Linked DNA regions of Homo sapiens: region 1 is linked to region 2. The links are chromatin contacts, found by Hi-C or POLR2A ChIA-PET in ENCODE. All regions are on one chromosome and are shown on one strand. The core of a region is the stretch at or near the end of the contact, and the rest is flanking DNA. Distances in the headings are between cores, read along the strand shown. Region 1 holds the start of LNCRI (lncRNA radiation induced regulator of PLK1 and RAD51). Region 2 has its middle 30 kb from the start of ELFN1.

The links. A loop is a pair of places that touch in the nucleus more often than their neighbours do. ChIA-PET counts read pairs that join two places held with the same protein, here RNA polymerase II (POLR2A).
Region 1: a map of HepG2 shows a loop between it and region 2 (1.8-fold over the local background). The contact joins the promoter of LNCRI here to the enhancer-like site in region 2. A Hi-C loop is called at or near these places in 4 of 168 maps with a recorded cell type or tissue (HepG2, K562, endothelial cell of hepatic sinusoid and 1 more). POLR2A ChIA-PET finds 5 or more read pairs at or near these places in 4 of 52 experiments (MCF 10A, OCI-LY7, activated T-cell and 1 more).

The regions. Positions count from the first base shown.
Region 1 is chr7:1,690,726-1,696,272 of GRCh38, reverse strand. LNCRI (lncRNA radiation induced regulator of PLK1 and RAD51) reads left to right here and starts at 1,923. Exons shown (of 4, transcript XR_007060188.1): 1 at 1,923-2,013; 2 at 2,188-3,499; 3 at 3,767-3,977; 4 at 4,069-4,367. The region is part of intron 2 of ELFN1 (extracellular leucine rich repeat and fibronectin type III domain containing 1); the gene reads right to left.
Region 2 is chr7:1,637,232-1,643,410 of GRCh38, reverse strand. No RefSeq gene overlaps it. Among named protein-coding and RNA genes, the nearest start is that of ELFN1, 30 kb to the left of the region's middle. Within about 2 kb of position 4,915, at least 2 of the 41 ENCODE cell types and tissues checked have a DNase peak (open chromatin) inside an H3K27ac peak, as active enhancers do.

The DNA of each region.
Region 1 (5,547 bases), core at 674-3,173, 56 kb before region 2:
CTTTCTCTCCCTCTCACCCTCTTTCTCTCTCTCTCCCTCTGTCTCTTTCTTTCTCCCTCTCTCTCTCACATACACACGCACACACACACACACACACTCTCTCTCTCTCTCTGTCTTGGGAGGACACGGTGAGAAGGTAGCCATCTGCAAACCAGGACACTGGCCCTCCTAGAACCAACCCCGCTGGCACCCGATCCCAGACTTCCAGTCTCAGGGCGGGGAGACAATGTGTGCTGCTGTCTAGACTCCAGTGTCCCGCTTTTGTTATGAGAGCCGGGGCCGACAAAGGCAGGCAGGAGTCAGGTCTGCCCTGCTCACTGCTGTGCCCCCACATCTAAACCAGCCTGGGGCTCGGCATACAGTAGGTATTTAATAAATGCACACTCCAGGAGGAAACAGACTTTGTCTGGTAACCCTAGGGCCTGGCGGGCCCAACAAGATTTGCTGAGTAAATGTTTGTGAATAAATGAATGGGAGTCAGTGAAACCAAACCAGCACGGTTTTTTTTTTTTTTTTTTTTTTTTTGACACGGAGTCTCGCTCTGTCACCCAGGCTGCAGTGCAGTGGCGCGATCTCGGCTCACTGCAACCTCCACCTCCTGGGTTCAAACAATTCTCCCTGCCTCAGCCTCCCAAGTAACTGGGATTACAGGTGTCCACCACAACGCCCGGCTAATTTTTGTATTTTTTAGTAGAGACGGGGTTTCTCCATGTTGGCCAGGCTTGTCTTGAACTCCTGGCCTCAGGTGATCTGCCCGCCTCAGCCTCCCAAAGTGCTGGAATTACAGGTGTGAGTGGCCGCGCACGGCTGCACAGTTTTCAAAGTGGGGTTCATGGGCTTGGCGGGCTGAGTCTGCTCCTGCCTCCCAGCGAGACTCGCCCAGGCTTGTGCCAATGGTCCTGCTCCTGCCCTTTAGGGAGTGCCCTCGACGCGGACACCTGAGCCCTGAGCTGCAGCCCTGGAGGAGGAGGACGCAGCTGGTGCTGGGAAGGGCTGGGAGGCCGGCCACGCACCTGGCACGCTACTACTTCCTGGGGTTCTCAGGCAGGAGCAGGGTCCTGGTGGCCTTCCTGGTGGATGGACAGAACCCTCACAGCCCCAGCGGGCTGCGCATGAGCTCTGGAGCCACAGAGCAGGTCCCACCATGTGCCTGTCGGCCACGTCTGCTGCCTGGCACAGCCACGTGCATCCGGAGCCGTCTGCAGCGTAACTCAAAGTGAGGGGGATGGGCACATGTGCACGACGCCCGACGCCCCTCTGCAGCACTCAACAGGGAGGGCAGGGAGCTGGAATTTGTCCCAGCTGGGCACAGGCTGCTGTTGGCAGCCAGGGTCAGGGAGACTCTCAGAGTCCCCCACTTCTGTGGAACAGACAGTTTCTTTGGTTCTGGAATTAAACTATTAATAGCAGTGGAGATCAAGAAACTCAAGTGCAGGGCAGCTGACAGGTGGTCTCGAATGCACCCTGGAGGGTGTGCAGCCAGCAGCCCTCAGAGTCAGTCTAAGTTTGGCAAAGGACCGCTGTGCGGGCCAGGCATGGTGACAGTGACGTCTTGGTGTCAGGGCCTCCTGTCTCATACCCTCGCTCCTGCAAGGGCCTCTGCACCTGGGCAGGTGGGCGTCTGGGTGCTGGGGGAGCTGACTCCTTCAAGGAGATGGTTTCCTGTCTCAGGGAGGTGGGGGGTACCCCTGGGATCTGCTTCTAGGGGCATAAGCTCCGGCCTATTGAGTGACTGATGGACCAGAGCTCTATCTTTCTAGAAGGCCTGGGAGAAGCCAGGAATCCCCTCCCGGAGCCTCACCCCACTCCTCCCTCCAGCCATCCTCCTCCAGCTCTTTGTGACATCACTGCCGTTGCCATGGGAACCCTGCCAACTGAGCGGATGACTTCACAGGAGGATGGGAGGCGCTGGGCTGGGCCGGCCTGGGTCTCGCAGCAAAGGTCTTTGATAACCAGCAAAACGGCAAAGGGAGGCAGGAAAACCACCCGCAGGGAGGCCAGTGTGGGTTTAAGGTGATGGCATTCCCCAGCCCTGCCCGGCACCGGCCTCCCAAGCCTGGGACCTGGGGGCTCCCTGCCTCCTTCCAGATGGAGGTGGGCATGGTGGAGTGTGAGGGGCCTGGGTCTGCCGGGGCTGGCTGGGGAACCCTGGCTGGAGCTGCTTCAAGCCTCGGTTTCTCTTTCTAGGAAGTGAGACCAGGACCACAGACTGGGCGCTCCCTGCTGAGTCTGTGGCCCTGAAGGCTGTTCAGCTCTAAGCGTCGGTGCACGGACAGGCCAGACAGGGCTGTATTGCTCCAATCGCCCTGCAAGAATCACAGCCAGACGGGGGCTTCCCGAGTGCTGCCCACCTTGCCGGCACGCAGGAGGAGGTGGCATGGACTGGGGAGGAGGAAGCACTCTCACTCCTGCTGGAGCCTCTGCCCAGGAACCCCGATTGGCCCAGCCGTCCCTGGGGAGGCCCATCCCACGTGTCCCGCACCCCGTGTCTGTCAGCACTGATCAGGGTCTCCCAGACACCTGCTCTGGGGTTGCCATGGGGACGAGCGGGAGGGTGAGTGTGGCGCACACAGCTGTCTGTAGACACACAGAGGGCATGCACGCATGTGTCTGTGCTCACCTGCATGTGTTCACACGGACTGGGCACCGCCGGAGGTGTTCACACAGCGGTGTACACCGACCCCTCTGCAGATGTGCACACACCCAGCAAGGCTACGTCCACAGGCGTGTATGTGTTCTTGCACCAGGAAGTGGGTCACGCCCCACACCACACATCGTATACTCTGTCCCTGCGGCACGCACCTGTCTGGGTGCACCAGGCAGTCTAAGCCCATGTCACCTATGTGTACACATATGTGCACATACCTACTCAGGCACACCAGTGTGTGTACACGGCTGTCCAGGCACACTGGGCAGTCCAAGCCCACGCCTGCCCAGACTCTTGGAATCGGGCACTTTCTGAGGCTGCCCCGATGGGCGTTCCTTTCCCCAGCCAGTACATCCTCTCTTCCTAACCCCACGTCTGCTGGACTCTTAAGGTGTCCACGCGGCCATGAACATCTCCAGGGCCTGCACTGCCCACTACCAGGACCCCAGCGGAACCCAGCATCTGGTCACTAGGGGTCTGCATGGGCAGTCACTTCCTGGGGGCCTGCACCCCTTAAGGAGGGTGAAGGACGGGCCAGCCCAGCTGGGGCTGAATCCTCACAGCCTTGTTCACAGGGAGAGGCTGACCTGCGCCCATTTTACAGACAACAAAACTGAGGCTGAGAGAGTAACAGCCCGGCCAGCACATGGCAGAGCGTGGCGCAGGCCCAGGCCTGCCTTGTGAGGTCCCTGCCGTTCCCTGCAGGGTACATAGAGGCGGAAGCTGATGTGGCCCCCACTGGGCGTTCTTTCACTTTCTCTCCTTTGATTCCACAGTCCTCAGACCTAGGAATTAAAGAAACGTCCGTAGTTTCCGATGAAGGAAATATTAATAGAAGCTCAGAGACGTAAGGTAACTGACCCTAGGTCACACAGCAGAGTCAGGGAGCTGGTGAGGTTGAGGGGAGGGAGCCCCAGGAGGGCCTCAAAAATCTCCCTTCCCACTCCACCCAGCCAGGGGCAGGTGCAGCCGGCAGGTGGGCCGCTGGCCCTGGGTATGCCCTGTTTATGCCTCTGCATCTAGCGTACATGACGAAGGCAATTTTCCATGTTTCAAGTGCCACGGTGTTGCCTGCCTCTGCTGATCAGCCCCGATCTTTCTTGGCTGTCTCTTCCCTAGCTCCATGCAGATGCACCCCCAATTCAAGATCCCTAAGCTCCCAGCCCCACTCCTCTCTACTCTGCCTGTTGCAAGGCCCTCCCGGCCCAGGCTTGGGAGAGAGGTGTGCCCTACACTGCCGTGAGCCCTGAGTGGACCCAGACGGCCAGAGGGAGCAGCCCTCAGCCCAGACTCCACAGCGCAGCCCAGCCCGTCCCTGCAGCCACGATCGGTACTCACAGAACCCTCTGGCAATCCGGCCTTGGCAGGGCAGGCCAGACAGATCTGTGCAGTTTATAACCAGCTTCTGCTTCTAAAAATAGGAGTGCTACTTGGCACACAGACCACAGTGAAAGTGGAGAAACTGAGGCCCAGCAGCAAAAAGTGTCTCGTCGAAGGTCACGAAGGCAGGAAATAGCAGATGCCAGGAGGGTCATGGCACTCAGAGATGAAAGGAGTCCCTCATGCCCGGCACTCCCCCGCCCACCAGCCATCGTGGCCATCCTGGGCACGTGAGCACCACTGCGCCAGCCCAGCCTGGAGCCTGGTACTGCTGGCCTTGGCAGGCAGACATTGCTGGTCAGGAATGCAGAATCGGCCTTTAAATACCTCAGCAATTTCATGCCCTGGCATCTCCTTCTTCCCCACACCGCCCGAGGCGCCGCTGAGGCTTAATGAGCTGTGAAGGTCCATTTTTCAAAGTTAAACATTTCCTGGGCTCCCTGGCCCAGCCTTTAGACACAGCCTGGCAATGTCCCAGGTGTGGGGTTCAGACAGCTGCACAGGGAGGCCATGGTTCACATGGATCTCCACGACGCCCTCGGCTCTCACCGGCCACTGATGCCAACAGAGACCTACCCGGTGGCCAGCTTGTGGGATGCAGAGCTGGCAGTGGGTCAGGCCTGGGCTGTGGGAGCAGTGGGTCGGGCCTGGATCCCTGAAGCTGGGAATTCCAGCCTAACACAGCCTTCAGAGGTGTCGATTCTAACCCCCTGCCCATTTTACAGATGAGGAAGCTGAGGGAGGGCCATAAGTCCCCTAACATCAGGGACCACAGCGCTTACCCAACCGAATATCTCAGGGTCCAGCCCAGGGCCTAACGTTTAGTGCCAAAAACAGCTGGTGCTCAATCAATGCTTGTTGCCAGGAGTAAGCACCCAAGGCTGCAGAGCAGAAGGTGGCAGCCTTGGGTGGAGACTGCAGAGCCCTGACTCCCAGACTCCCTGCATCAACCTCCGAGGGTGCAAACAGACCTCCTGTCTGCTGGGATCAGTGTCGGCATCCCGGAGGCCCCTGGCTCCTGGTTTAGACCCTGCTGTCTGCAGATGTGAAGCAGTGGAGAGGGAAGCCTGGATCTGGACTTAGGCACGGTCAAGTTTGGGTCCCAACTCTGTCGCTCTCTGACTCCCTGGGCTTGGACAAGCCACTTCTGGGGGCCTCATTATCTCCATTTGCCATTTGGTGACATTAGCCTCTTTACCTGGGGGACTTCTACACTCCCATTTCTTCCAAGCTCCTGTCCATACTGACATTGTATTTTTCCAGTCCCTGTAGGTCTCTGTATGTATCATCCACTCATTCATTATCTACTTCCATCATCATTAATCTACATCCTCCCTCATTCAGGCATCCATTCATCCATTCATCATCCATATATCCTTCTAGCATCCACCCACTTACCCACCAATTCATCCATCCATCCACCTCTCCACCCACTCATCCTTCATCCATCCATTCACCCATTCATCCACCCATCCATCCATCCACCCACCCACCTATCCATTCATCAATTCACACACCCG
Region 2 (6,179 bases), core at 3,666-6,165:
AGTTAGCCAGGTGTGGTGGCGCACACCTGTAGTCCAGCTACTCAGGAGGCTGAGGTGGGAGGATCACTTGAGCCTGGGAGTTCAAGGCTGCAGTGAGCTGTGATTGTGCCACTGTACCCCAGCCTGGATGACAGAGTGAGACTCTGATGAAAGGAAGGAAGGAAGGAATGAAGGAAGGAAGGAAGGAAGGAAGGAGGGAGGGAGGGAGGAAGGAAGGAAAAGTGTGCAGGTGAGACCCATCTGAAGGACAGAACAGAAAAGCCCAGAAGACCGGCAGCCGTGGTCAGCAGAAGGCAGCAGCGCTGGCTGGGGCAGGGACACAGGAGGGTCCTGGGGCCAGAGGGAGGCCCTCGGAGGCAAAGCAGGCGGGAAGCCGTGTTCATATGAAATCCAATGGGGAGGCTGACAGCAAGCGGGGAAGAAAAATAATCATAAATGATGGTTTTTATTAAAAAATATCACCAGGAAAACGTATGCTCATTCCAGAAGCCCAAAAAAGCCCAAAATGTAATAAGGGGGAAGAGAGGAGATGGGGAATAGAAAATTAAAATCATGAAAATAGCCCCGGAAAGCCTCCTGATGTCTGCCGGGAGTCCGTAGCATGGGAGGGAGGGAGGGAGGGAGGGAGGGAGGGAAGGAAGGAGGGAGGGAGGGAGGGAAGGAAGGAGGGAGGGAGGGAGGGAGGGAGGGAGGCAGGCAGGGAGGGAGGCAGGCAGGGAGGGAGGGTCGCTGCTGTGCCGAGTGATAAACATTTTTCTGCAGCTGAAACAGCACGGGGCGCGGGCAGGAGGCGGCTCAGATCATCCATCAGGCAGCAGTGATGGATCCTTCCTGCCATGACCAAGGCAGCCAGGCCGGCCCACAGGCCAGGGGCCAGCTCCTGGCCACCCGTGAGGGTGGGTGGGCTCTTGATCTGGAGGCAGGGGGCTGCCTCTGGTGGCCCTGGCCAAGGGGGCAGCTCAGCTGGAGTCACACCACGGCGTCTGTCCAAAAAAGGCTCCCGGGCCCATGGAATGCAACCTTGGGATGAGAGAAGGGAAACTGAGGCCCAGAGAGAAGGCCACACCCACAGTCACACAGCAAGCCCGTATCCGCGTGGGAGCAGGGGCAGGTCTGCTAGGGCAGACGCTGCACCCAGGGCCCGTCCCATAGGGGCTTCTGCGGAGAGGAAGGGGTGTTACTGTCTGGGGTTCCCTCTCGCCATGCCTGTTCTTCCAGGGTGGGGGGTGGGGATCCACCTGGGGCCTCTCACTCCTGCATGGCCCAGGAAAGTCCCCTCACCCCCTTGTTCCTGCCTGACTTGAGAAGGGCAGTAAGGGCTGGGTCTCGGCAGGAAGCGGGACCCCCACCATGTCCACGGCTGACGCTGGAGCTCCGGGTGCCATTCCGGCTGGGGCAGGGGGTCTATGTGGGGAGAACAGCAGGGGGACAGGGTAGCACGCCAAATCCAGGCTCCTCGGGGGGCTTGGGGTTTTACAAAGCACATCACCTCCCTCCACCATGGGAAGCTGTCCCCCTTTCACAGATGAGAAAACAGAGGCTGGGATACAGTTGGTGAGGCCACTCACAGAGGACCAAAGAATGGAACCCAGGCTCAGGCAGGACCATCCCCTGGCCCCTCCGGGAAGCTGGTGAAATCGGCTTCTTCTGTCTGACAGCCTTGCCGTGAGCCTGCCCTGTGGCCGGGGCTCTTGTACCAGGATCAACAGGAAAGGGCACAGAACCCTGGCCTCGTGGAACCGACATTTTAGCAAATTAGGGAGAGAGAGGGGGAGGGAAGAACGGATTTCAGACAGTGAAGTAAGTCAACCATGGCAATGCGATGGAAAGAGCTGGGGGGCGGGAGAAGGGGGTAGCACTGTGCTTGAACCTGGGGTTCCGGAATGGCCTCTCCCAGGAGAGGGATTTTGAGCCGAGACCTGGGTGGTGAGAAGCAGCGACGCTGTGAGGAACCCCAGCTGAAGGACACCAAGTGCCAACACCCTGCAGCCGGGCGAGCTGGCTGGGTGGACAGATGGAAGGCCACACATGGGGCAGGGGGCAGGCAGGGTGAGGGCTCGGGACCCTGGGGAACAGCCGGCTGTTCTGAGCCAGGAAGGGTACCTGAGTGTGAGGACAGATGGGGCAGGGAGAGGACGGAGCTGGGGACCCTCTGTGGGGCCAAAGGGGGTGCAGGGAGGGCTCCCAGCTCTGTGTCTGTCTGATGACCTTAGATAGGGGAAGACTGGGGAAGGCGTAGGTCTGGGTGGGGTTTGTGGGCACCGTCAGGAGCTCGGCTGAGAGTGGAGGGGGACCAGTGGGCAGGTGGGGCATGGAGGGGAGAGGTGGGCTGGGGGAGAAAGGCGAGGTGGTAGCCAGCTTGGAGAAGGGCTAGAGTAACTCGCTGGGAAGAGAGGAGGTGGAGGGGAGGCCAGGCCCGCTGAAGCTGCAGAGTGCACGTGCATGGGCCAGCACGGGCCTGGGGCAAGGCTGGGGGGACCAGGGAGCTCCGAGCTGCAGCGGTGGGAGGCTGACCCAGTCTGGGGTGCAGCTCCCCACTGAGGGGGGCAGCCTGGGCCTGCTGGTGGTGGCTCCTGGCATCATGGGGTCTGGGGCTGCTGGGCGTGGGGGCTGGGGTTGGGGATGTTTGAAGCTGAGGGGTCTAGTTTGGGCATTTGGCTTCCTGAGCAGAGGTTATTGGGGCGGATTTCCAGGTGAATGAGTTTTGCCTCTGAATTTGGTCAAAGGCTTTCCTGAGCCTTCAAAATGCCCAAGAACAGGGGTGGGTGATCCACCCCAGCAGGGGCCGAGGGGTGGACCACCCGGGGCTCAGAGAGGGCTGCAGCGCGCTGGCTCTGCTGCCACGTGCCACAGCGCCCCCTTCCGAGACACGGCAGGAAACGGTGCTTCCAACGCCAGTGGCTCCAAGGCAGGGCCTGTCTTTGCTGGAGTTACATTTTGGAAGAGAAATTTTGTATCATATGCAAATGATTCCCATCAGGAGAAGAAACCAAACCCTCCTTCTACTTGGAGACACCAAGAGGCCCCTGGCTGATCAAACCAGTAATTCCAGCACTTTGGCAGGCCGAGGCAGGCAGATCACTGCAGCCCAGGAGTTAGAGACCAGCCTGGACGTCATGGAGAAACCCTTTCTCTACCCCAAAAATGCAAAACTTAGCTGGGTGTGGTGGCGCACCTGAAGTCCCAGCCACTCGGGAGGCTGAGGTGGGAGGATCGCTCAAGCCCTGGAGGGTGAGGTTGCAGTGAGCTGTGACGCCACCACTGCACTGGAGACCCTGTCTCAGAAAAAAAAAAAAAAAAAGAATCTCCTGGCTGAGAATCTGGAGCTTCCCCCCGGCCCTGCTGGGTGCCAGACCCCTTCCTGGCCTCATCCATCTCACCGGATAAACTCCAGCCCAGGCGATGATGAGACTGAAGCCGTGGGGCTGGGGAGCCCGGGAGGAAGCTGAGCTGCGGCCCAGGCAAGGGCGACATCCGTCTTGATCAGAGGCCTCCCGAGAACCAGGCCCCCCCTCACCCATGTACCAGTCCCCACCCCAGACCAGGGTGGCTCTGGACCCAGGACCCCCGGCTCCTCTCAGCTCCCAGCCCCCCTTCCCTACGACACCAAAGCCCTCACCATTTCTAACATTTCCCGAGGGTCAATTAAGATGTCTGGAGTTGATTAGACTCTGACACTGATGAAACCCAGAGGTAATTAGCAAAAGGAAAAAAAAAAGTTTTGATTAGTCCTCAGCATAATTCTCTCCAATTATTCAAAGTTCATGCCTGCAGGGGGTGGAATATCTCCAGGAATATTTATTTATATCCCGATTTTTTCATCAACTTTGTGAGTCTACTTAATCATCGGCCCTGAACTTGTTAACTTGGAGAATTTGTCCGGGGCTGGGCTGGTCTGATGCTGAAGGGCTCAGCTGAGGGATACAGGGGCGCCTCTTGGATCCCCCAGAAGAAGGCCTGGGGACCCCACCGACATCCCCTAGCGAGGTCACAAAAGACAATACCATTCCCACCTGGGTGGCTGTCTTGGGACACCTGCTGTGGGCACCCACATAGCCTGTTCTGAGGATGCCAGGGCCCCAGGGAGAGACCCACAGATGGCACCAAACTGCCAGTCCAGCAGGTGCTCCATCTTGAATAAGGGTCCTTTAGTCCCCGTTGAGCTGCCCTGCACCGTGTTGAGGAGCAGACGAGGCCTCCCTGCCCGGCCCTGCACAGATGGAGGATTCCTGAGCAGAATCAAGAACTGTTGTTTTATGAAACTGAGTTTGGGAAGGTTTGTTAAATAGCAACAGATAATCCAAAGCACCGGATGTGGGGGGTGGTGGCGGTGGCTCACACCTGTCGTCCCAGCACTTTGGGAGGCCAAGGTGGGAGGATTGCTTGAGCCCAGGAGTTTGAGACCAGCCTGGGCAACATAGGGAGACCCTATCTTTACAAAAAAATATGAAAATTAGCTGGGTGTGCTGGCACCTGTAGTTCCAGCTACTGCGGAAGCTGAAGCGGGAGGATCTCTTGAGCCCGAGGGTGAGGCTGCAGTGAGCTAGAATTGGCCACTGCACTCCTGCCTGGGCAACAGAATAAGGCCCTGTTTCTTAAAAACATATATAAAATAAAAATGAGAAAACAAGGAAGCCTGTGTGAAGAGACACCCGCACCTGGACACCAACCCTGCCCCTGTCCCTCCCCAGCCCTGCCCATCACCCTCCCCCAGCCCGCAGCCCCAGTGGCTTTGGGATGAGGCAAGACCAGGACTCTCTCTGGCTCCTTTATCCGCAACTGGAGCGAGGCTGTTGGCTTCCTGTCCTCACTCGGAAATTCAGGGCTCAGGTTTTCAAAGCAGAAGCTCAAAGCCCTGCCTCCTCCCTCCCTCCCTCCTCTCAGCGCCGTCAGGGCTGATGGGCCTGGCATCTCATGACTCTCTCTTCTCGGATTAAATTACTCCAGCCCAGCACGGGCTCCCCGGCGGTACTCCCATCACACTTCAATGGTGAGCTTATTAGCTGGGTGGTTCCAGGAGGAGTATTCACTCCCGGTTCTGCCCAATTAATGCTGCCCTAAGCCAGCTAATAGGGAAGCTTGGAGACAGCCGCTCCCATAACTGAGAGGGAGGTTCAGTAGCAGGGTGTTGGCTCTGCTAGTGTGGAGGAAGGAATGGGAACATGCTGTCCACAGGCCAGGGCCTGCCTGCTGGGTCCAGCTTGGACTCTGACCTGGTGACCAAATCCTGCAAATACCCTGCCTCTCTCTTGGCCTCAGTTTCCCCATCTGCAAGCTGAATCCGTTGAGTGGGATGAAAGCAACACAGGAAGGCATAAAAATAATGGCGCAGTTACTTAGTCCTTCCTGCCTGCCATGCTGTGCCACAGAATTGACATCCACCAACTAAATTTATCCTCCCAGCTGGGCATGGGGGCTTATGCTTGTAGTCCCAGCACTTTGGGGGTCTGAGGCGGGAGGATTGCTTGAGCCCAGGAGTTCGAGACCAGCCTGGGCATTTTAGACAGGGTCTTGCTCTGTTGCCCAGACTGGAGGGCAGTGGCGTGACGTCGGCTCACTGCAACCTCCGCCTCCTGAGTTCAAGCGATCCTCCTGCCTCAGCCACCCAAGAGCTGGGACTACACATGTGCACAACCTCACTCAGCACCAAATTTTTGTATTTTTTTATAAAGATGGGGTTTCACCATGTTATTTTCCTAGGCTGGTCTCAAACTTCTGGGCTCAAGTGATCCACCCACCTTGGCCTCCCAAAGTGCTGGGATTACAGGTGTGAGTCACCATGCCTGACCTTCTATTTTCAAATTCAAAAAATTAATTAATAAATCCTCCCAACACTCCAGAGAAGTGGGTACTGTGTTCTAGCCATATGCAAATAGAGCTGCCAGGTATGCTTATATCTGTCTCTGTGTGAACAGATGATTTCATCTCTCTTGGGTGAGTGCCTGGGAGTGGAGTGGCTGCTTCTTATGGTAGGTGCACATTTAACTCTCTAATAATTGCCAAACTTCCCCAGCGTGGCCGCACCATCTTGCATTCTCAGCATCAGCACTCAGCATAGAGTTCCAGGTGCTCCATGTCCTCATCAACACTTGCTGAGGTCAGTCTTCTTCATTTCAGCCACTCTAGTAGGTGTGAAGTGGTATCTCATTGTGGTTTTATTTTTCATTCCTGAATGATTA